Regions from separate parts of the Mus musculus genome. Here regions 2 and 3 are each linked to region 1. The links are chromatin loops, found by intact Hi-C in ENCODE. Cell type or tissue: heart. All regions are shown on one strand.

What was found. Hi-C counts contacts between places; a loop is a spot of excess contacts. Peaks named below come from ENCODE experiments on the same cell type or tissue, not always from the same donor. Only the 100,000 strongest peaks of a DNase experiment are listed, where the experiment ranks them.
Region 2: a loop joins it to region 1, with 2.2 times the contacts of the local background. A loop is called at or near these places in 1 of 42 quality-filtered maps.
Region 3: it touches region 1 in a loop (2.8-fold over the local background); 1 of 42 quality-filtered maps calls a loop at or near these places.

Annotation. Positions count from the first base shown.
Region 1 is chr16:16,979,096-16,987,095 of GRCm38, forward strand. Mapk1 (mitogen-activated protein kinase 1) reads left to right here and starts at 4,287. Exons shown (of 9, transcript NM_011949.3): 1 at 4,287-4,644. The coding sequence starts at 4,532. In heart, no CTCF peak of the experiment used is centred here; DNase peaks (open chromatin) are centred at 4,256 and 4,876; H3K4me3 peaks cover 2,929 bases; H3K27ac peaks cover 1,835 bases.
Region 2 is chr16:16,893,157-16,901,156 of GRCm38, forward strand. Ppm1f (protein phosphatase 1F (PP2C domain containing)) reads left to right here and starts at 3,313. Exons shown (of 8, transcript NM_176833.4): 1 at 3,313-3,468. In heart, a CTCF peak has its summit at 3,346 (motif pointing right); a DNase peak (open chromatin) is centred at 3,465; H3K4me3 peaks cover 1,353 bases; H3K27ac peaks cover 1,714 bases.
Region 3 is chr16:17,106,424-17,114,423 of GRCm38, forward strand. It overlaps Ppil2 (peptidylprolyl isomerase (cyclophilin)-like 2), which reads right to left and starts at 4,829. Exons shown (of 21, transcript NM_001252444.1): 1 at 4,720-4,829; 2 at 3,222-3,271; 3 at 756-801. The coding sequence starts at 4,751. It overlaps 2610318N02Rik (RIKEN cDNA 2610318N02 gene), which reads right to left. Exons shown (of 7, transcript NM_001358255.1): 7 at 6,975-7,203. The coding sequence ends at 7,029. In heart, a CTCF peak has its summit at 337 (motif pointing left); a DNase peak (open chromatin) is centred at 4,848; H3K4me3 peaks cover 1,860 bases; H3K27ac peaks cover 580 bases.

The sequences.
Region 1 (8,000 bases):
TCAAAGCCAGGCATGGTTGCACATGCATCTTTAATCCCAGCACTCAGGAGGCAGAAGCAGGCAGAGCCCTGAGGCCAGTCTACAGAGTGAGTTCCAGAGACGCCCTGCCTGGGGGGATGTGGGAGGTGGGGCACCAAAGGGAGGGAGGGAGAGAGAGAGAGAGAGAGAGAGAGAGAGAGAGAGAGAGAGAGAGAGTTAGTTATTCAGAGCAACAGAGATCTAGGAGGAATTAAGACATTAGGGTGAATGAAATGATACCAAGAGTCACAATCAGACCTTCCAACAGCTGCCAGGCGTGTTTTATTTTCCTTTAGCATTTAATTACTACACAAATTATTATCATGAAATCTGAGGGTCAATATTTAGGTTTTTTCTCTTTCTCTCTCTCTTTCTTTTTCTTTTCTTCTCTTCTTTGTTTCTTTCTTTCTCTTTTTCTTTTCTGAAACAGGGGCCAGTCTCCTGTACTCCTGTAGCTCAGGCTGGCCTCAAATTGTTTTGTAGCCAAGAATGACCTCGAACTTCTGACCCATCACCTCTACCTTCTGAGTGTCCCCTCTGACTACTGATGTCTCTCTCTGGTGCTAGTTTTTAGCTTTTTAAATAAGTAACTTTATCTTCTGCTAAAATATCATTAGCTTGGTTTTTTGGGGTTTTTTTTTGTTTGTTTGTTTGATTTTTGCTTTTTGTGAGACAGTGTTTCTCTGTATAGCCCTGGCTGTTCTGGAACTCACTCTGTAGACCAGGCTGGCCTCGAACTCAGAAATCTGCCTACCTCTGCTTCCCAAGTGCTGGGATTAAAGGCATGTGCCACCACTGCCCAGCTCATTAGTTTGTTCTTTATCTCTAAAATGTAGCAACTTTTGGCAGCTGAAGAGATGGCTCAGCAGGTAAGAGCCCTTGCTGTTCTTGCAATGAACCCAGGTTCAGTTCTCAGCGCCCAGCAGCAGCTTGCAACAGTCTCTAACTCCAGTTCCAACACCCTCTTCTGGCCTCTACCATCAGCAGGCAAAACATTTATACACATAGATAAAGATAAGTAAATCTACGTTAAAAATGTGTCCACCCACCCAGATTCTGTCTTAAAGTTGTGTGATGGTTAATACTGTCAATCTGACAGAATCTAGAATCTCCTAGGAGACAGACTTTGGGCGTGCTGGTGAGAAATTATTCAGATTATGTTAATGGAAGTTGGAAGACTCACCTTAACTATGGAGAGCACTGATCTGGGCTGAAGTACTAGGCTATATTAAACAGGGGGTTATTAAAAGCTGAGTATTAGCATATACCACTCTCTGATTCCTGCTTATGTAAGCAGCCACCTCAAGTCCTGAGCCAGGCTTTCTAACCGGGATGGACCGTATTCTCAAACTGGGATTCAAAATAAACCCTTTCTCCTTTAAATTGCTTTTGTCAGGGCATTTAAACACTGAAACAGGATAAGTAACTAACACAAGTTGACCTCTGCTTATTAATTTTCTGGAACCCCGAGAACCCATTGAATTTTCTACTTGTATGTCTGAGGAAAGTTTTCTTCCATTTTGATTATTGTTTCTAATTGATTGCCTCAGTTTTTTTTTTTAAAGATTTATTTATTATTATATCTAAGTACACTGTAGCTGTCTTCAGATGCATCAGAAGAGGGCGTCAGATCTCATTATGGATGGTTGTGGGCCACCATGTGGTTGCTGGGACTTGAACTCAGGACCATCAGAAGAGCAGTCAGTGCTCTTAACCGCTGAGCCATCTCTCCAGCCCAATTGCCTCAGTTTTATTTTTGGATATATATAGTTTGAATTCCTACAATTATCTCAATTATTTTCTTTCTTGCTTTTAAAGACAGGTCTTAGTATGGAGCCCTGTCTGAGCAAATGCTGTGATTAAAAGCATGCAATACTATCCTAGATTGTTTTCTTTTTTAGCGGTTTTAATGATTTTGCAAACTTTCCTAATATCTACCTTTTATACTGCTGACTTGTTCTTCTGTGTCATCAGATGTTTACTGTTTCAGCTGCTAATTTTATGTTAATTCGTGGGGTTTTTATTTCATGATACTATCCATCTATCCTGGTCTTTAAAAAATACATTTTAATAGAGCCATGGTATTAGGTTTCTTCTGAAATAGATTCTGCTGAATGGACTAAAACATTTTGAAGGATTAAAGAATCAAAAACTTGCCATATGCTTAGTATGCATTCCTCCACTGAGGAACACCCCAGTTCTTCCCTTTATTATTAAAGATTTACTTTTTTATCTTTGAGATTGCCTAGTTAATCTTTATTGATGTCTAGAAGGCCAGACTTGATGTCTCTAAGTTAGATCTCCATGTTGGCCACACAGGAGTCTGCTTCCAGGGATGGCTCAGGAGACAGTGGTAGTCACTTATAATCTCATTAGCTCTGCTTTGTCTGGGCATCCACCAACTTTAAGATTCCAATTTCATCCTTCAGTTTAGTGGTGTTTGTGACTGGTTCGGACCCATGACATCAAGTTTTTTTGTTTGGTTGGTTGGTTTTTTTTTTCTAAATCTTGTTCAGATGTTTTAGCCATTCTAACTATGCTGTGTTTCAGTATACCCATCTGTGACAAAACTTTTCCTGGGGAGACACAACACAGGTTTCCTCACTACAAACAGGAGCTCACAACAGACCAAAGTGTGGATGCTGCTGAAGTTGAAGAGTGTCCTTCCGAGTGCATAAGTTTGTCTAAACCATTACCAGGCAGCAGGCAGGGTTTTGCCTCTTCCAGGTAGCTGGTCTCAAGAGTCTTTGCAGCTCACCTGAGCTCCATCTCAGAGGGACTCTCAGCTTTTATTGCTTACTCTGGTGGGAGGGGCCTAGTGAATCTGGTCAGTTTTAAGGACTTCCTGAAACTCCTTTGAGTTTTTTGATTGGTTTTGTTTTTTTGAGACAGGGTTTCTCTGCATATTCTTGGCTATCCTGGAACTCACTCTGTAGACCAGGCTGGCTTCCAATTCATAAGCGATCTGCCTGCCACTGCCTCACAAGTGGTGGGAATCAAGGTGTGAGGCACCATGCCGCCTTGCTGCTTTTAGTTTTTAGTTTACTATTTCAGAAGCTTCCCCTCAAGTTAGAATGTTTCAAGTTCATAGAATGTTTCAGTCCTTCAGGAAACTGTTGCACAACACCTGGACCCGAGTCCCCAAATTTCTATGTCTTTTTCCAGTGTCCCTACCCACAGCTCTCTATACTTTCCCTTGGCTTTTTATTTCTTCACAACACTTAAGTGCAAATATTGTATTTTGTCTGTCTTTTCACTCTGGAAGCATGGCTGGCTCCAGTGCCGTAGATATTCAGCAAATCTTCTTGAACAAACCTCTAATTAGGGGATTCAATGTCTTGTGTTTTGGTTTCTGCTTACTTATGTCTCACACTGTTAGGTGTGTGTCACGGGCAAGAAGGTAGATATATGTAGTTAGTATAACAAAAGTTATATTTTATTATGCTGAAGGTCATCATGCAAGGTTTACAGTCTAAATTTCTTACAGTCCTAAGCCTGTCTCCCCAAGGTCACCTGTGTCACCTATCTTAGCTTCAGATCAGGTTTCTGATTTGAGGATCAGGACCCTGGCGGGGGGGGGGGGGGGGGGGGGGGAGTGGATTCTCTAGCCACAGAGCAGATCAAGGTGTATCTCTCCAGATGTGTAGAGCAAATCACTGCTTTTGGTCTCTGCTTATATTCTGTCCAGTGGGCATCATGGGGTTCTAGGACTGTATCTGGTTATCTTGCGTGAGTGATGTCACTGAGCTCTGGATCAGGAGCAGCCTTGGATGCTGTGGGATTCCTGCTTAATCTAGTTTTATATGTCTAAAAGGCATTTTTTAAAATTATGCTCATTACAGGGTGAAAGTTTTTTTCTGGGTCTGGGTTATGCTTTTTGGTTTCTGTCCCACTCTGATGGTCTAAGTTCATCAGAGTGCACAATGTGGGCCACGTATTCTTAGAGGTCTGTCTCAGGGGTCCCGTGGTTGGTGTGCAGTGAGTCCTCTGGTCTCAAGCCAAGTCCCTGGTCCCGTGTGAGTTCGTTCTGGACCAGGCACAGCACCAGGACAGTGGGTGGGACTCTGTGGGGTCCTTATGCCTAAATTCCAACCTAGCTCTCTAGAGCTACCCAGCGCTTGGGTCTCCGAGCGCACATGACGTCCCTCCCCCGCAGCCGCAGTGCTCCTGCCTCACCTCGCTGCTTCCGCCGACCCGCGAGACTCCGCCCTCTCTACCAAGAGAAGCCAATCAACACGCACGCCCTTGACTCCGCCCTAGCGCCCTTCGACGCGAACCCTTCCCTCCTCCCACTCGTAGCCCGCCCGTCAGGCAGGAAGGCTGGCAGTGGTTCTACCGGCGGTTAATTCTCTCCTCTGTGTTGTCCTCCTTCCTCGTTCCCGATCGCCGGCGGGGGCGGCTACACGGGCGGCAGCGCGGTTCCTGCGGGAAGCGCAGCATAAGTCGAGCGGCAGCCGCGAAGCGTCGAACCGAACGCGGCGGCGGCGGCGGCGGCGGCGGCTGTGCAGCCAACATGGCGGCGGCGGCGGCGGCGGGCCCGGAGATGGTCCGCGGGCAGGTGTTCGACGTAGGGCCGCGCTACACCAACCTCTCGTACATCGGAGAAGGCGCCTACGGCATGGTTTGGTGAGTATCCGCGCTGGATTTCAGGCCCGGCCTCACGCGGTCACCCTGTGCCCCCTGCCTGTGGCTGATCTGGACGCACCCACGGCCCTTCCCGCGCCTTGGCCTCGCGTTCTGCGGCGCCCCGGACCCCTGGCTTCTTGGCCTTCACTCCTGGAGCCCTGGGGCGGGGTCCTGGAGCCGGTCGAGGCTTAGGTGTTGCTCCTCGTCTTCCTCTGCTGCTTCTCGTTTGCGGTTGGAGGGGCAACCCCGATTGAGGCCAGGACTCGAAGACTCCGGGGCTTGGTCTTAAAGCGCGTACTTTCGAGGCTTCTCCCTCGGGACGGGAACGGAAGTACACTGTGTCTCCTAATTTATAGCATTATAGCCACCGCCTCTTGACATTAGATTAAAGCCAGGAATTGTATTAGATGCTTGTCCGTGGTGGCGGCGGCCATGGTTTTGCAAGACGGAATAATAGGCTTGTGTGCTGAGCACCAAAATATTTTTCTTCTCTTCTGTGTACGTGAACAGCATTCACAAAATATCTTAAGTAGCGCTAATGATGCTTTCTGCCTCGGGCTTAACCGTTAATGACACAGCGTTGGTTGTGGACATATTGAAATCTTGAAGTTTCAAAATGGATTTAAATATACCGATTGTGTTTCAGAAAGGATAAGCCAGCATCACTCTAGAATTATTAAGAAGTATTTGGAGTTAGTCCTAATTTGACTTTAAATTATCCCGTCGTTACCCTCAAGAGTACTCTCTTAACAGTGTGAATGTATCCATATGTTTTAGCCCGATTACTGTGATCGTTTCCCCATAACGTTTCAGTGTTCAAGAATAGTTTTTGCACGATCACTTGCAGGATTTCCTGCATGTGGAATGTTGAAGTGTATTGTTTTAACTAAAACAAGTTCATTTATCGAAGGTCTCTGAGATAGTTTAATTTAACTTAGCTATCTTGAGGAAAGAGAAGACAGCCTTTTTCAGATAAGGTATTGAAAGGAAGTCCTTTTACAGGGCGAAGAACTAGAATCAAGCTTTGCTGTAGAAAGATCCTGTTTTAAATGCTTCAGCTCTTGAGCTATTGCACAGGCCTCTCCTTGATTTAATAATCTCAGGACTTCGGCATATTTTCCTGATGAACAAGTCTATTCAGAAATGCATTAAAATTTGAATAGTCATAATTTTAGAAATGCCAGAAAAGGTGTGTTTTCACCAAGTGTGCTAACAAGATAGAATAATTAACGTTCTTTTTTTTTTTTTTTAAAGAAAAGACTCATGAATAGTTATATTTTTATGAGCAAAATGTCTCATAGTATACAATTACGAAGATAAAAGTGAACTGGACCTGCAAGTCAAAAGAGGAATGGAGAAAAAGTACTTTCCATATCACATTTGTCTTGCATGTATTACTACCCTGTACCTGCTGGTAAATATGCCAGTAACACTTATTATTGACACTCATGATTACCCACTATAGGCTCATTTATTTAAGGGGGGATTATTTTAAGTAGGGACAAAAAAAAATTAGGATCTGTCAGTTGAACTCACACATTCCCCACCACCCTGAGAAGATGGATTATTTAGATCCTGTTGCTATTCACCTTTGAAGTTTCCACTTGCTGTGCAGAATTCTTTTTAAAATTCAAATTTTAGGGGCTGGAGAGATGAGTCGGCATTTAAGAGCACTGGCTGATCTGGGTTCAATTCCCATGGCAGTTCACAACTGTCTGTAATTACAGTTCCAGAAGATGAGATGTTCTCATAGAGATGCATTCAAGCGAAACATTCATATGCATAAAATAAAGTTAATTCATTTTTTTAAGACAGGGTTTCTCTGTGTTGTTGCCCTGGCTGTCCTGGAACTCAGTTTTTAGACTAGGCTGGCACCTGCCTCTGCCTTCCACCTGGCACCTACAAATTTTAATTTTAAGAAAAATGCAGATGTAATTGGAATTTAAATCCTAACATCAGCCTTTTATCTCCAGATTGATAACATATCTTAGGTATCTTAGTATTTATTTAATAGTCTTAATTGTATGTCATTAGCATCTCATCAATGTTGAGTTTATGGCAGCTTCTTAAGTATCTACTTGAATAGTTGTGATCTTTAAAAAGTTGGAGAGATGGCATAGTGGTTGAATATCATCTGCTGCTTTTGCAGGACCTAAGCTCAGATTCCTGCATCTACATTAGATGACACTCCTACCCAACCCCTGGCTTCCAAGGGCATCTACACTCACGTGGTGCATAGAAAACTCACTAGGGGACACACACTAAAAACTGAATTTAAGAATAACTCTTTTAAAAAGATTATTTAAGGGATTTTAAGCTGTTCTTTAGCAAGATTTCCCTAAAACAGTTCTCCGGGAATAGTGCCTATCTGTTCAAGTTCCCTTCCTAGTCATTATGTAGAAGACAAAAAGATAAAATGTGGGGGTGGGGTGCAGGATAGATATAGCTCAGCAGTTGAGAGCTCCAACCAAAATTCAGTTCCTAATAGCCAGTAACTCCAAGTAATCTTGATGCCTCCGACCTCTTATGGGTGTCTCTGTGTGTATGCACATATATGGGTGTATGTGAGTACACATAATTAAAATTAAAATGTTTTTAAAAGAAGACTGAGTTTTGAGTTGGGCATTTAAATGTGGGTGTGATTTTGATAGACAGATAATAGGAACAGGTAACAGCTTGAGCTGTTGAGTCTAATCTTAGAAAAGTATTGAGGTAAAACACTGTAGAGGACTCCATAAGAAAAGTCGGTGGGAAAGAACGCATTGATGTATTTGAGAGTCATAGGCAAATTTTAAGTATGGTGGTGATACAGCAATCAGGCCGTTGTAGCCATCTCAAGGTGCAGTAATTCATTTCCAGTGGAGATGAGGAATCTTGAGCAAACAGAACCAGTCATAAGAGGTCTTGTGGAAAGTCACAAGAGATAGAATGAAGACAAGGTTAGTTATAAGGTGAGAAGCCAAGAAAGGTGGGTTTAGGTTTGAAGATTGCTGAGCTAAAATGAGAAGGTGTAGGACTGGTGCCATAATCCAAGAGAGGGGATACTGAAGGCAGAGTGGGTTTACCATGGAGAGAGAGATGGCTCTGTCAGTTTGTGGTGTTTGTAGCAGAGGCTGGAGAGGTGGCTCAGCATTAAGAGCATTTGTTCTTGCAGATGGCTTGGGTTCAGTGGTAGCTTGCAACTGCCCTTAACCCTGGTTCCAGGAAATCTGACATCCTCTGGCTCCACAGGCACATGAATGCACAAACATAAGCAGGTAAAACATACAAAAAAGAAAATCTTAAAGAAAGAAAGAAGCCTTTCTATATAGTGGGTAACAGTTAAAATCTTGGGTGGAGGAGTACAGATTGTTATT
Region 2 (8,000 bases), 86 kb before region 1:
GTAGCTCACACTAAGTATGCACATGTGCAGTGGTGTGGCTGTGTGCAACACAGCAGGAAAGTGGACGTTAGCAACCCAGAGAAGTCTTGGCGAGCCAGGTGGAGCAGGCACCTTTCCCAGACCCTTGCTAAGCACCTGTAGCCTAGCTTCCTGATCCCTAACCCAGATTTGTATGTCTGCCACTCAGAAACTCCAAGCATGTCGAGCCTGCGTGTGACTCTGGTGACATTGTGGATTTATTTTAACACTTACTCTCATCATGTGTCTGTATTGCCTCAGACAGGTAGCTAAGTCCTCCACTGAAGCTGGTCAGAAGCCAAGTTTAGAAAATATTCTAGAAGGCAGGCTGATCTGTGGTGCAGCTGAATGTAGCTATGGACCACTTTTCTGACTATAACCCCTTCCTGTGTTCCCTTCTCCACCCACCCATTATGGCTTCCCTTTTTAAGTGCGATAGAAACTGCCTTTTGGCCATGTCTTACCATGTGGTACCAGGGGCCTAGCAAGACAGGTGCCTAAGATTGCTCTGTAAAATGTTTGCTTGAGAGGCGGCCAACAGCATTCCTCATAGGATTCCTCCATCTGCAGTAGATTCACAGTTACACAGGACAGGGAGACTCATCAGAAAGCCATAAGGCAACTAGTTGTTCATGTGGTTGTCTGGCCACATAGCCCCACCAAGACTTTTCACCTGAACCCTGACAACCATAAAAGACCATACAACCAAAGACGATACCTTGGGAAAGCTTCCCACAGGCAGTGGCCCAGGAAGCTGTATAGAAGTTGTTAGAATGTGGCACAGAAGTAATAAGCTACAGGACAGAACAGACACTTGGAATCTATCCTCTCCACTCCAGTCAGAATCTGGTACCTGAATAAGCTACATCTCAATTGAGTACCTAGCACAAGGCTGTGACTTTGCTATTCTGCCCATTTGGCCCAATTCCATCGTGAGCAGACTGCAGGAACACAAACAGCTCAGTTATGTGGTTAGTTTGGGCTTGGGGAAAGACTGCCCTACAGGCCTTAAACCCAGACTAGTTATTCCATCTTTAAAATTCTATACTGAGGTTTCAACCTACATGGGCCTCTTAATGTACCCTTTGTTTTTTCCTGCGGTTGCCCCCTTTATGTGGAACTCTAGCAGATACCCTTAGCTATCTAAGCTGTACTCTATAAACTCCTGACCCCGTCACCTTCCCCCTCAGACACATACACACACACCCATCAGTACAGCCTCATTATCATTGCTAACCTGTCAGCCAAGAACAATTAGGACTAGAGGTGAACTGTCTTAGCAGCTGTGTTCCTAGGCATCACCTTTTCTGCTCTGGAAGCTGATGAGATCAGAGCTGCAGGGCGACCTGTATTGTGGGAGGCATGCAAGATCTCACAGGCTAGCTCTCCAGTGGTTTGTCCCCCAGGCACTGCAGGTCCCGTTTCTCTTACCTTGAGATTGTGGTGCATACTAACATGAGGAAGTCTGTTTCGTCAAGTACAACATCCTCCCAGCACTGTAGAAGGCACCGTGGACCTCTTCTATACATTCTAGCCCTATGGGAAAAATTAATATCCAAGAGAGAGCCAAAATTCCATTAATCACCTTTCCTCACTGTGATAAAACACCTGAGCAAAATTTAAAGGAAGAAAGATGGATTTGGGCTCAGTTTGAGTCATCTCTGGTAGCTAAGAAGAGGAGAGAGGAAAGACTGGCAAAATAGACCTTTCCAGGGACTAGAGCTATACACTCTTGCAGGGCACACATACTCATGACCTTCCTCCATCCTAGTTTTCGTTGTCTCCTAATAATGTCATTATTATGAATGATGAATCCAATAGACTGATCTGCTGATGTTAGCGTCCTGATGATCCATTCACCTCCCAAAAGCTCAAGTTTTCAAGAGACTTCCAGATTTCAAATCATAACAGCTCCCTTTAAGCAGAAGTATTACCAAGTTGTACCCCCATTGTAAAGAGCCTGGAAATTCTAGAACAAAGGGTTTGAGGTCCTTTCCTGAGATTTTTAAAGCCTAAGTAATACAGCCAGTCTCTGAGTGATAGAGGCTAGTGTGGTAGGGAGTGTTTGCACTCACTCTCATAGTGCTCAGAACAGGTTTCTGGGAAAGGATTTTGGGAACTGGGAGAGGACACAGATGAGAGACCTGGAACTGAGCACTCTGAGACCTCCTGGCTCTACCCCACAGCTTGGCATGTCTTGATGAAGAGGTTTGAGCTAAGCTGGTTGGTATAGCTAATATTGGGAATTTAACAAGAGTAAAGGCTTTGGCATAGTAGACTACAAACAAGACAATCATGGTGACAGCAACCTCAGGAAAGGGTACATTACAGATATGTCCTTGGCCTAGAGCCTAACAGGGCCAGGTTCCTAGTGCCTGCTTTTGCTGTCTTCTCTGTATCACCCTCTACCTCATCAGGTTATAAATGACCTCAAACCTTAATCAGGTTGAATGAACCAGGACTCTACTTGCGTAGCAGACAGACATTCTCCCCACCATGCCAGTACACACACCCATCTATTGGTTCCCCAGGCTCATGGGTTCCCTGAAACCTAATCAGGTGACAAGTTCCTAAGACAATGGGGTCTGATGGCATGTGCTTGTCAGCACAGTTCTGAGACATAAACAAAACAAACAATTGGGTTTTTTTGTTTGTTTTGTTTTTGTTTTTCGAGACAGGGTTTCTCTGTGTATCCTTGGCTGTCCTGGAACTCACTTTGTAGACCAGACTGGCCTCGAACTCAGAAATCTGTCTGCCTCTGCCTCCCAAATGCTGGGATTAAAGGCTTGCGTCACCATGCCGGAACAATTGTTTTAAAAGCCAGGTGACAACCTGGAGCCAACCTTGTCTTTAAGACTGCCTTTGCTACCCAGTGCACTAAGAAAAGTGTCTCATTTCCTGCTTTATAGCCCCAGAGCTCAAGCTGCTCAACGAATTCTCAGTGGCCATGCAGTCCTGCTGAGCACAAAGGGCCTGGAACCCTTAACCACAAAGCCCCTGGGGCCTGTGGTTAAGTGGGCAGGACCACAATGAAACTTGAAGGGGTACTCTCCACACTGTACACAGGCAGTGTACACGTTCATTGGTATAAAATGAATATAATGTTATACATGAAAATATTTTCTAAAGTCTCTGATGGGTGGCCAGTCCTGAGCAGTATGAAGCCGCATCACTGCCCTGAGACTGATCACCACACACGTTGTGAAGCAATGACTGAGCATTGTGAAGCAAGGACTGCTTTCTGCCCAGTCAAGGCTGGAGAAGTGTAGCAACGCACTGGCTATTGGGGCTCTTGTCGTCCCTGAAACAAGAGAGCAGAGGGACCAGCAGGAGGCAGCAGAGGTGCGCCCGAGGCCCGACTGCGCTTGCGCAGAGCCTGCGGCGCCTAGGACGGGAAGTAGGCGGGGCTGCCCAGAGCAGCTCGTGGGGAGCACTGCGGCAGGCTGGCAGGTGAGGCCCGCGGGGTGCAAGGGATGAAGAGCGAGGGTGAGGGTGGAAGACTCGGACTAGGGTGGGGGTCATGTGGGGGCCTGAGATGCACGAAAGTGAAATGAGACTGAGGACGAAATGGAGAGGTGAGAAAGCACTAAGGCCAAGACCGGTTTCGGGTGCCTGAGCCCATGGGACTTTGGGGGATAGCTGTGAGCAAAAAATCTGAGCAAGCCGCCGCCGGGCCCTGGTGGCAAGGCGTCGGAAACTAAAGGCACGGAACTGGGAATCCATTGACACCCTCCCCCAGGGCTGTGTCTGAACCGAGGTCCAGGAGGAGGCTGAGAGCTGTGAGGCAAAACAGTACCAAGGAGTGACAATCCTGTTTTCAAGGATCATTCCCTCTTATCTTCCAAAACATGAGGGCTAGGCCCACGGCCCTACCCTCAGCCCTACTAGTGACGACCCGGACTGGGACCACATTTTCAACCTGAATGCCCAGCCCAGTGGCGTCCCTAAGTGTATTTAAAGCTAGTGTTTTACTTACCACCTGGTTTCAAGACGCAGGCTGAAGCCATTGGGCTAGATTGCAGTAGAGCCTCAGTCCTGAGAGCCTTGGGCTTCACCGTTACAGTTGTGTGGTCTCAGGCCAGCCCCCTAAGCTCTCCGTATAATGAGGAGAAAAGGGATTGTAAGGATTTCTGCAGACTAACATCTAGTGAGGCCCAGTGGAAGGCAGTGGTCTGCCCTACCAAGGCCGCCTATTTCTAGGCCCCTTGATTAACAGATGTGTTCACAATGTGCCCTGGGACAGCCCTGTGAACTGTTCCCACCTAAGGAACTGAACGAGAGCTGCCTCTACCTCATGGTCTCAGTGTTCATATTCCTCCCATCGTCAAATTTTACTTTTACTCAGCGGCAAACTGGGATGGAAGTGGCCAAGTCACTGGGCACCAGATTCCTCAACTGAGTCCTGCTTTGGTGACAACTAATATTTGTGACCTTAGAGTAACACTTTCCTCCTACCACCTGGTTTTTTTTTCAACTGCAGTATGACCTGATGGCATGTTTTCCCACACAGTTCTGAGACATAAACAAAACAATTGTTCTAATAACTGTTAACCTCCCACAACAGATTAATTTGCAGAATTCCTCTGTGATGTTGCCTGAAGCCAGTCTTTTCTGGAAGACTGTCTTTGCTACCCAGTGTACTAAGGGAGAGTTTTCATTTCCTGTGTGATCCCCCCAGACCTCAGGCTGCTTACCTCACTCTAGTGGCCATGCAGGCCTGCTGAGCACAAACAGCCAGGACACTGACCACATGGAGCTTAGGATCCCTTTCAAAAGAAAAATGGCAGCACAATAATATGGCTGCACAGAACAGCCCATGAAAGATAGTGGGGGGGGGGGGTGTAGACATGGCTGGGGTGGAGTCCATCTATGTTCAGCGTGCATATGTTCTGTAGGTTGAATTTCCAGCACCAATAGAAAGAAACATAGTCTTAAAGTGTGTTTTGGCATTTTTGTTTTGTTTTGAGACAGGGTCTCATGGAGCCCAGGCTGGCCTCCAACTCATAATATAGCTAAGATTGAACTTGAACTTGTAATCTATCTCCATTTGGCTCTATCTTCCAAGCACTGGAATTGTAGGTGTTCACCACCATGTCCAGTTTTATCGAGGAACCTAGGGCCTGTGCCTTCAAGGCAAGTATCACCAGTTGAGCTACCCGTCCAAACCCTACTCCACACCCTTTGGTTTTTGTTTGTTTGGGGGGAGGGTATTTTAGTTTTTGCTTGGTTTGGTTTTGATTTGGTTTTTTTTTTTTTGTTTTTGTTTTTGTTTTTTTTGAGACAAGGTTTTACTCAGTAGCCCAGACTAGCACCAAACTGATGTCAAGGCTCCGTCGGTTTCCCAAGTGGTTGGTAATGGTTTCCCAAGTGGTAGGATTATAGGCATGAACCACCATGCCAGACTAAAGTGATAGTTTTGTTGTTTTTTTTTTTTAAAGATTTATTTATTTATTATATGTAAGTACACTGTAGCTGTCTTCAGACACTCCAGAAGAGGGGGTCAGATCTTGTTACGGATGGTTGTGAGCCACCATGTGGTTGCTGGGATTTGAACTCTGGACCTTCGGAAGAGCAGTCGGGTGCTCTAACCCACTGAGCCATCTCACCAGCCCAAGTGATAGTTTTTAATGTATATTTTGCTATAATCTTTATAATAAGCATTTATAAATATAAATAAAATCTTTTCCATGTATGTAGTAAGATATTGGTTAAGATCTAGAAGGATTTATACCAGACTATTCCTAGCAGCCAGTTACAAATAGAGAAATAAGAGTTCTGGGGGGAGAGGGGGTTGGGGTAAAGCTCTCTTGATAGACTGCTTGCCTAGCATGCATGATCAATTCCAGCACCACATACACCAGAAGTGGTGCATACCTGTGATCCCAATACTGGCAGGGAGGAGACACAAAGACCCTAAGTTCAGAGTCTGAGGAGCAACTGCTAGCTCATACGTACAGAGAGGCACACATACCAGAACCGGGAGGACCCAGCCAAGTGTCAATCTGGCCAAACCAATCAAAGCAGTGCAGCCCTGCTTACTGACTTACACACACTCATGCACATGGCCCTCTCTTTCTGAGTCCTTTGCAACTGTGGATTCTGTTGAAATCAAACAGCTCCCCCAACCCAGCACTCTGCCCACCCCAGCTTCTCCCCAGACTCCGTTGTCCATCTGACTACTAGCCAGCCAGCTACCACCGTCCCATCCAGCAGTCCTAATGGGGCCATGCCCTTCACCAGTTCTTTCTGCCACCATCAGATCCTTTTTCTCCAGGTATGGGCTTCAGAGCAGGGTTGTTTTGTTCCCTTAGAGAGGCATGCATCAGATTTAGGGGCTTATTGGAAAAAAGGTAAATGGGAAAGAATATCACTCTTTTTCTTTGCCTCAGCTAGACCCCAAAGAAGGAAAACTATGACCTGGTTCTTCATTTGTGGCCCAAACCACACAATGTGAAATGAGTCTGAGTGGCCGCAGCAGACAGAATTTCTCTGAGTACACTGCCTTTCTAGTGCAAGTAGACAGTCCATCCAGGCCCTGTGAGCCAGCAGATGCAAGCAGAGCTTTGCCCAAGAGCGTGCTGTGCTGTGCTGTGCTGTGCTTGGCACCCAGGCCCACTCAGCATGCATGATGCAGATGGCCTTGGGGCCCATAACAGGTCCTAAGCCTGGAGCACAGGCACAGGGCAGTAAGAGCAGTATAGCCAGGTACATTAAAGGATTTTTAGTGCTGCAGAGCCAAGATGAGTCCAGCCTCCAAGGAAGACAGGTAGACTGTGGGGAAGGGATCCAGATCCAGGAAGTAGCCCAAGGGCAAAGGTTAGAAAGAGGCACCTGCTTTCTAAAACATCTGGCAGAGCTAGTACCAGATAGGGTGATGTTGTGGGCAGGGATTTGCTGGTTGGGGCTGCTGTGTACTCTGGGGCGAGCATGCTCTCCTCTCGCTGTGGTCTCAGTCATAACTTCACATTAGCCCGTTTAACACTGCTGAAGGTTTTGGTACCTCTAGGGCCTGTAGAATTGCATGGTACAAATAGCCGAATGCTCGTCAGTTGCCTGAGAACAACTTCACAGTAGTCACACTTCTGTTCCTGAATACCGAGGAGCTAGAGCAGTTGGTGGGCAGGGTATGATGTAACAGTTGGCCTGGTCCTCTCAGTAATTAATGCCACCTCTGACTCTTGCTCTGCAGCTCTGCCTGTGTACAAACTCTCTAGGGCTCACTCTCTTCTTTTCAATCTTACCTTTGGGTAGACTGCATCTCTGCCTGGTTCCCATTCTGCTCTTTCCTTCTTTGCTTTAATTACACTCTTATCTTTTTACCTGCTTGGTCTTTGTAACCCAGGCTACACTTTATTAACTTGCAATTAAATGTGAGTGTAGACAATTAATTTTAACTCCAGCAACATAACCTCCAATAAGAAGTACTATATCTATATATTTGTTTGTTTGCTTACAAAGCTGGCCCAGAGAAATAAAAAACACTGGGAAAAGGTAACCCTTCACCTCCAAGACTGGACCGGAGAGGAGACTGTGGTGGGACTGACTCCACACACACAAAGGACGGCAAGGTTGAACATGAGGCGCTCTGTGGTCCTCTTCCTCATTCCCCTCTTTCTTCTTCTGCTGTCTGGTCTCCAGTTCCCTCTGTTTGCAAGAGCAGCAGAAAGCCTGTCACCTCTCTCAGTCCCTTAAACTGAGTAGTTGTGCCTTATTACCCTGCTGGATGAAGCTCAGGCTGGCTACTGTAGACCCTGCCTGTGTCGCATCCCTCACTCTGTCCAATGTTGGAGGCTGTGAGGGTTTTGACACAGAGTCTCTATCTGTAGCTGGGTCTAACTTGGCAATGGCCATGTAGACCAGAGGACACTCAAACTTGTGGCAACCCTCTTGCCTACGCTTCCTGCTGCGATTATAGGCAGATGCCAGCATTAGGCTATGGCTTCTTTGTGTGTATCTTTTTAAAATAAATTAGCTTTTGATTC
Region 3 (8,000 bases), 130 kb after region 1:
CCTCAGCTACCACAGCTACGCTTCACATGTGTCTGCAGCTGTGAGCTGCCTGGGCCACTGCTGATCGCCCTTTCTTGGTCTCAAGCCTTTAGTTCTAGTGTTCTCGAGGCAGAGGCACGTCAGTCTTTTTAAGTTTAATGAGTTCCAGGTCAGTCAGAAGCCAGAGCAGAAAACAGACCCTACCTTAAAAAACAAAACAAGGGGCTGGTGAGATGGCTCAGGGGGTAAGAGCACCCGATTGCTCTTCCAAAGGTCCGAAGTTCAAATCCCAGCAACCACATGGTGGCTCACAACCACCTGTAACAGAGATCTGATGCCCTCTTCTGGTGCGTCTGAAGACAGCTACAGTGTACTTACATATAATAAATAAATAAATCTTTAAAAAAAAAAAAAACAAGCACTAGAGAGATGGTCTAGCAGTTAAGAGCACTGACTGCTCTTCCAGAGGCCCTGAGTTCAAATCCCAGCAACCACGTGGTGGCTCACAACCATCTGTAATGAAATCTGATGCCCTCTTCTGGTGTGTCTGAAGACAGCTACAGTGTACACACATATAATAAATAAATAAATCTTTTTAAAAAATCTATGCAAATATGCAAGGATGGCAGCCTATAATCCTAATACTTGGGAGGTAGCAGCAGGAGATTCAGGAGTTCAAGGTCAGCCCAAGCTGCAGTTAAAACACACACACCTGTTTTGGGAGAAATGATACTCAACCAAAGCCAAGGGAAAACAGAAGGATTTGAAGCTCTCACCTGCAGTGGTCAAAAGGTAAGCGGCGAAAACTTGTCTGTGAGATATCTGTTAAAGATGAAATAAAAAACAGATAACCTATTTGGAAAATATTTCATCTATGTATACCTACCATTAAAACTACATTACTACAGCAGGCATGGCGATGCACTCCTTTAATCCCAGTACTTGAGAGGGAAGCAGAGACAGGTGGAACTCTGTGAGTTTGAGGACAGCCTGGTCTACAAAGCGAGTTCCAGGATAGCCAGGACTGTGCACCCAGAAACCCTGTCTCAAAAAACAAAAGACAAAGCAAACAAAAACAAAAACAAAGCTATATTACTATGAATTAAATTTTTTATTGCTGTTGTTTCGAGAAAGAAGAATGTATTATGTGTTACTAGAGATCAAACCCAGGGCCTTATATATGCTATATGCTAGTTTCATCACTGAACTATACCTCCAGGCCCTAAATTAAGAATCTTTTGGTAGTTGCTAGCCAGTGGTGCCACTCACCTTTAGTCCCACCACATGGGAAGCAGAGGCAGGCAGATCTCTGCATTCAAGGCCAGCCTGGTATACAATGCAAGTTCTAGGACAGCCAGGGCTACACAGAGAAACTCTATCTTGGAGAAAAAAGAAAAAAAAAATCTTCTGGTAGGGTTCAGAAAGATGGCTAGGCAGTTAAGAATATATTCTGCTCTTATACAAGACTTGAGCTCAGTTCTTAACACTCACATGGTGGTTCACAACTGCCTGTAACTCACCAGGGAACCTAACACCTCTGGCCTCTAAGGGCAGGTATCTATTCATGCATGCACGCACACTCACACACCTCAAAATAATAGGTGCTAGAAAAATGGCTCAGTGGCTCAGTGTACTTCACTGGAGGTAGAGACGGAAGCAACTTACTGACAAGCCAGTCTAGCCCATCATTGAGCTCTAGGTTTAGTGACAGACTCTTGTCTCAACACAAGATGAGCTGAGAAGTGAAACACACCTTTAATCCTAGCAGTTGGAGGCAGAGGCAGGTAAATTTCTATGAGTTCAAGACCAGCTCAATCTACATAGTGAGTTCCAGGGCAGCCAAGGCCACATGGAGATCCTGTTTTGAAAACAAACAAGGAGCTGGAGAAATAGCTCAGAGGTTAAGAGCACTTGATGCTATTGCAGAAGACCAGAGCTTCGTTCCCAGCACCCACTCTCCTCTGGACTCCAGGGTACCCACATTCATGTGCATGTACTCACGTAGACAAATACACACACACACATACATACATACATACATATAAGTCTTAAAAAATAGTATGAAAACAGATTTTTTAAGATGGATTATCAATGAGGACAACACACAATGACCTCTAGTCTACAAACACATGCAGGGCCTTTTTGTTGTTGTTTGCTTTTTTTTTTTTTTTTTTTTTTTTAGATTTATTTATTATATGTAAGTACACTATAGCTGTCTTCAGACACTCCAGAAGAGGGAGTCAGATCTCATTATGGATGGTTGTGAGCCACCATGTGGTTGCTGGGATTTGAACTCTGGACCTTTGGAAGAGCAGTCAGGTGCTCTTACCCACTGAGCCATCTCTCCAGCCCTGTTGTTTGCTTTTTTGAGATGGTACTTCTCTGTATAGCTCTGGCTGTCCAGGAATTAAAAGCATGCACCACTATACCTGGATTCACATAGCATCTTTTGATATTATCAAATCACAAATCAATTCCAGCACTGGTGAGGCAGAGGAAGAAAGATCTTGAGTTCAAGACCAGCTTGAGCTACATAATAAGACTATCTTTAAAAGAGAAAAAAATATATATATATTTATGGGGCTGGAGATAACAGTTACGAGCACTGGCTGCTATTCCAGAGGACCCATGTTCCCAACACCCACAGGGCAGCTGACAGCCATCTGTAACTCTAGTTCCAGGGGATCTAACACCCTCACACAAACATACATGCAGGCAAAACACCAATGCACATAAAATAAATCCTTTTTTCTACAGCCTTGGCAACTTTGGATATTAACCTTCCTTTTTTCCTCCTATAAAGAATAAGGTTGCTGGGCAGTGGCAGTGCACGCCTTTAATCCCAGCACTTGGGAAGCAGAGGCAGGCGGATTCTGACTTTGAGGGCAGCCTGGTCTACAGACAGAGTGAGTTCCAGGACATCCAAGGCTACACAGAGAAATTCTGCCTCAAAAAAAAACAAAAAAAAACAAAAAAACAAAAAACAAAAAAGAAAGAAAGAAAGAAAGAAAGAAAGAAAGAAAGAAAGAAGGCTATAGCACTTCCTAAGGAAAAGGCCTGAACTTGAAAGAGTTATATTTTTAAGTATTCTCCTCTAAGATGGAAGTATACTGTACTATGTTGAGTATATGTCCTCTTTTTATCAACTATGGACCGTCTCGTTATCTACTATAATGTCAGTGTTCTGGATAGCTCTGGATCACAGGAGACAGCATTCTTCAGGACCACCAGCATCCCCTTACCTGGCTTCCTGCCACCATAGAAATGAGTGTACTCAGCACAAGTGATATACCTGAGGAAGACAGAGCATGTGTTACTGGGTCCTGCCACGGACAGGACAGAAGCTGTAAAAGTAACTTATGACAGAACGCCCACTCACTTGTCAAATCACATTAAACATCTGCATTGTGTGGCACATAAGAAGGACAAAAGATGGAGAGATAAAGAAACATCAACAGCACCTTGTCCAGAAGGAAATGAACTGGACTTATAGACTATCTGACAGGAAGAGCTAGGCACACAAAGCTCTGGGGAAGCCCTTTACAGGAATAACACTTACTGAGGCTGGAACAGGACAAGCTGAATCTGTTCCAGAAAGGAGACAGCAGAGGAAGAGTGTGATGAGGTACGTAGCAGCAGAAAAAGACACAGAAGCAAGGACAGCGGCCGAGTCAAAAATGAGTCAAAGATCAAGGAGAGTACTCTCTATTTGCCTAAGTGTGATGGGAAGCTGGTGGGTGATTTTGAGCAGGACCCAGACATGATCTAACATAGCTCCAGTTGCTCTGTGCGGTTGTTCTTCTGTTAGGATGAGAATTGTCTTCAGTCTATATATAGTAAATCAGGGACCCACTATGTAACCACTGAGCTAGGATAAGAAACGGCAGGCTTAGGTGTGAAAATTATCAAGTTCCCTTTTAGCATACTAGTTTTGAAAAAGCTGTAAGTTTTCCAAGTGGAGAACTGAGTGAAAGCTGCTGACTTAGTGCAAGAGACTCTTTGAACAGATCCACCACAGGGATGAAGGAAACACCCCCGAGGTCTGGGACAAGGGGAGGGGAAGCCCAGCAAAGAGGAATGAAATAGAGATCATTCGCAGATTAAATTACTAAGCGCCAAGCCTTTAATCCTAGCACTCGGGAGGCAGAGGCAAGGGGATTTCTGAGTTCGAGGCCAGCCTGATCTACAAAGTGAGTTCCAGGACAGCCAGGGCTACACAGAGAAACCCTATCTTGAAAAACAAAAACAAAAACAAAAACAAACAAAAAAAACTACTAAGCGCATGTAAGATCTCACTAAAGGCTACTTTTGGAAAGGGAAGAAGCCCAAGGACTGAAAAGCTGGATACTAGATCTGGCAATACAGAAGTCAAAGATATCCTTGCAAGCAGCTAGGGGCGGGGAGCATCTGAAGAGACAACAGAAAACAGAAAGTACAGCAGCAGCAAATGGGAGGGGAACATGGAGCACGACCCGCCTATCTTCAACTTGAAGGCTGTCGCCTGTGTGTAGGCTCTCAGACTAGAGCCAGGACGAAGCGGACAACCAACTCAGGGGCAAAACTCGTTCGCAGAAAGGCTAGGGGTAGGGAAATCCCGGAAGTTAGTTAGTCCGGCGGTAGAACGCCCTGGCCCGCGTAGGCTGCACTGAGGGACGAGACCGCGCCTGTGAGAGCTGAGGCTTTCAGATGATAGCCTTCAGCACGGCGACGAGCTGAGACGAGAGACGCGACCCAACTTACATCTTGTCCTTCTGGTGCTGTCGCTTCCCCATGGTGGCAACAAACCGAAGAGACCACAGCAGACACTGACTATGGCGCCTCCGCTTTCTCAACTACTTCCGGAGATCGACGCACTGGATCCCGGAAGTTGGAAGAAAGCATTCTGGGAATTGTGGTTTCCAGGTGTCCAGGTGCTGGGTGCAGGCACCGTGCTAGGCTGAAGCTTGCTAACTTTGAGTAGAATCCACTTTTCCTGTCTCCCACCATACTGCGTTGCCTCCCCCAAGCCCTCAAAAACTTTTCTATGCACTGTCTGGCTACTTGTTCAGTCCATGCTATGCTAGGCAGACTCACTCAGACTCACCTCCTTTGTATCTAAAGATCTTCAACCTTTTTCACCTTCTCTAAAGCCATGTCCATGTGTATACTCAACTCTTCTCTCGTTCGGTCCCCACGCCCTTCAGGCCCATCAGCTGGCAGATGACCAAGCCCTCTCTGCTCCTTCTGTGGCCAGATCTTTGGTCTGGGTCTCATGTGCCGGGAGAATGGGTCCCAAGTCTCCTTTTTTTTTTTTTTTTTTGGTATTTCGAAACAGGGTTTCTCTGTGTAGCCCTGGCTGTCCTGGAACTCACTCTGTAGACCAGGCTGGCCTCGAACTCAGAAATCCGCCTGCCTCTGCCTCCCGAGTGCTGGGACTAGAGGAGTGTGCCACCATGCCCGGCCCCAAGTTTCCTTTTTAAAATTGTGTGTGTGGTTAAATAGTGGCCATGCCACAAGTGTAGAGCTCAGAGGACAAGTGAGGAGTTGGTTCTCTTTGCCAGACTTGCACAGCTCTTATTTGTTAAGGCATCTCTCCACCCTAAGCTGGGTTTTTGTTTGTTTTTGTTTTTTGAGACAGGGTTTCTCTGTGTAGCCCTGGCTGTCCTGGTGCTCACTCTATAGATCAGGCTGGCCTGGAACTCAGAAATCCACTGCCTCTGCCTCCCAAGTGCTGGGATTAAAGGTGTGTGCCACCACCGCCTGGCTGATCAAAGAATTCTTAATTTCCTTGTTCCAAATCTCCACTTTGATGCTAAATGGTATGTTCCATACCCTAACCCTAACCTCCTGATAAGATCTTCAACCAAATAATTTTAAGATGTCTTGTCAAATTCCTACATAAACATAAAACATTAGAAACCCCCTAGCCTTGCAGTTTGGGGGATATTAAAAAAAAAAATTCTCCTTTGAGACTATGCTCTCAAATCCTACTTTAGGGAGATAACCCTGTCTAACTGAAAATGCAACCAAAAAATCTGGGTCACTGGTCTGATTCTCATTTGGCAGGATTAACAAGGACCACCATCCACCCAGTTAGCCAAAGGCAGTCATCCTGTCAGCTTCTTACTTCATAACTTCTGCCTTCCAAATAAATCTTACCTCAAAAGATCTTTTAGCCCAGTATGGTGGTGTACACTTGGGAGGCAGAAGCAAGCAGATCTCTATGAGTCTGAGGCCAGCCTGGTCTACAGTGAGTAGAGAAACCATGTCTCAAAAGCAAATCAAAACTAAACAAAACTACCAGTACTTGGGAGGCAGAGGCTGGTAAGTTCTGTAAGTTCAAGTCCTCCTAGTCTACATATTGAGTTACAGGTCAACCAAGAATATACAGTGAGACCAAAACAAAACAAAACAAAAAAACACTTTCTTGGCCACCCCACTCACCTCTCTCATAGTTTATCATAATTTATAATTATATAGTAATTTTGCTTATGTTCTGATTTTTATTATCTATAGTCCCAAGTGAGGTATGATCAACCATGACTCAATATGTATATCCACTAATGTCCAGTAATGATTGACATCTTACATGGAGAAAGATTCTAAGGCCAGCATATGAGGTGACAATGAGAATCACAGTTTTGAAACTCGGGCAAGTAACAAGCTGTAAACTGACTGACCCACTCATTTCTCCTCTGGGTAGAAACACCTATCAAACTAGGCCTGTGTTTGGAGATTACATGCAGGAACAATATAGTGCACTTGCAACTCAAGGAAAGTGAAGCCCTAAGGGGTCTGAACCACTAAAGGGAAGAACGGGATTTCCCACCCCACTCTCTCAAGCACAACAGAATTGCTTGTTACAGTGCACGTGAGGGGCCATTGCACGTGTGATCCAAACACACACTGCCCATACTTGAGGGGTGAGGTTTGAAATAGGGTTTTTCTATAGAGTCCAGGCTATCCTTAAACTCTCTCCGTAGTCCAGGCGAAAGCAGAGAGGACATACAACAAGCTCAACACCAGGATGAACTTTATTCAGTCCTGGGGCATGGTCTGTTGGGAAGAGATTACTGGCTCTCCTTGGCAGGAGTGGACTCTGCGCTGCCAGAGTCATTCTCTGAATCATCATTGGGTCTGGGCACAGGTTGGAACTTGAGCAGTACAGGCGGAGTGAAGATGGAGGTTTTCACAACAGGAGATGGCGTCTCATCCGTGTTGGAGGGTCGGCTACAGGCTGGCGTCCTGCATGAGAGATGGCCAACACATGCTCATGATGTACCATACTTGCTCACAGGGCTGTCAGACACACAGTCATAGGCTGCAGGCTGTCTCCCAAGACATGACTTCTAGAAACCTCTCCCATGGAACCTGTTCAGGGTTTACATTATAGCACTGCTTACAATAGTAAAAGGCTGGAAACAGATCTTAGTGCCTGTGAGTGACAGAGGAACACAGTGCAAAGCAAAGAGGCTTGTCCTGATGCCTGTTAAGAGTGAAAAGTGGCCAGGCAGTGGTGGCGCACGCCTTTAACCCCAGCACTTGAGAGGCAGAGGCAGGTGGATTTCTGAGTTTGAAACCAGCCTGGTCTACAGAGTGAGTTCCAGGACAGCCAGGGCTACACAGAGAAACCCTGTCTTGAAAAACCAAGTTTAAAAAAAAAAAAAAGAAAGAAAAAGGTGAAGCTAGAGAAAGACACCGACTCCCAGCTCTGTGTCCTGCACACACATGTGTGCAAACATACCACACTCACAGAAAAGACAGTGATGCAGGAATATCAGGTAACCATTAAAAGGAGTAAAGGACTAACTGCAGGATGCATGGACTTTGAAAAATTACCCTAAATGAAATCAAACAGACACAAAAGGCCATATTTTGAGGCCAGAATAAGCAATTTATAAGGACAGAAAGTAGATGGGTGCTGAGAATGGCAGCGAAGAATGCTGCAAACTTCAATGACTTCCCTTTTGAGACATGTCTCTCTATGCAGCCTTGCCTGTCTTAGAGACCAGATTAGCAATAAACTCACAGATACTCCTGTG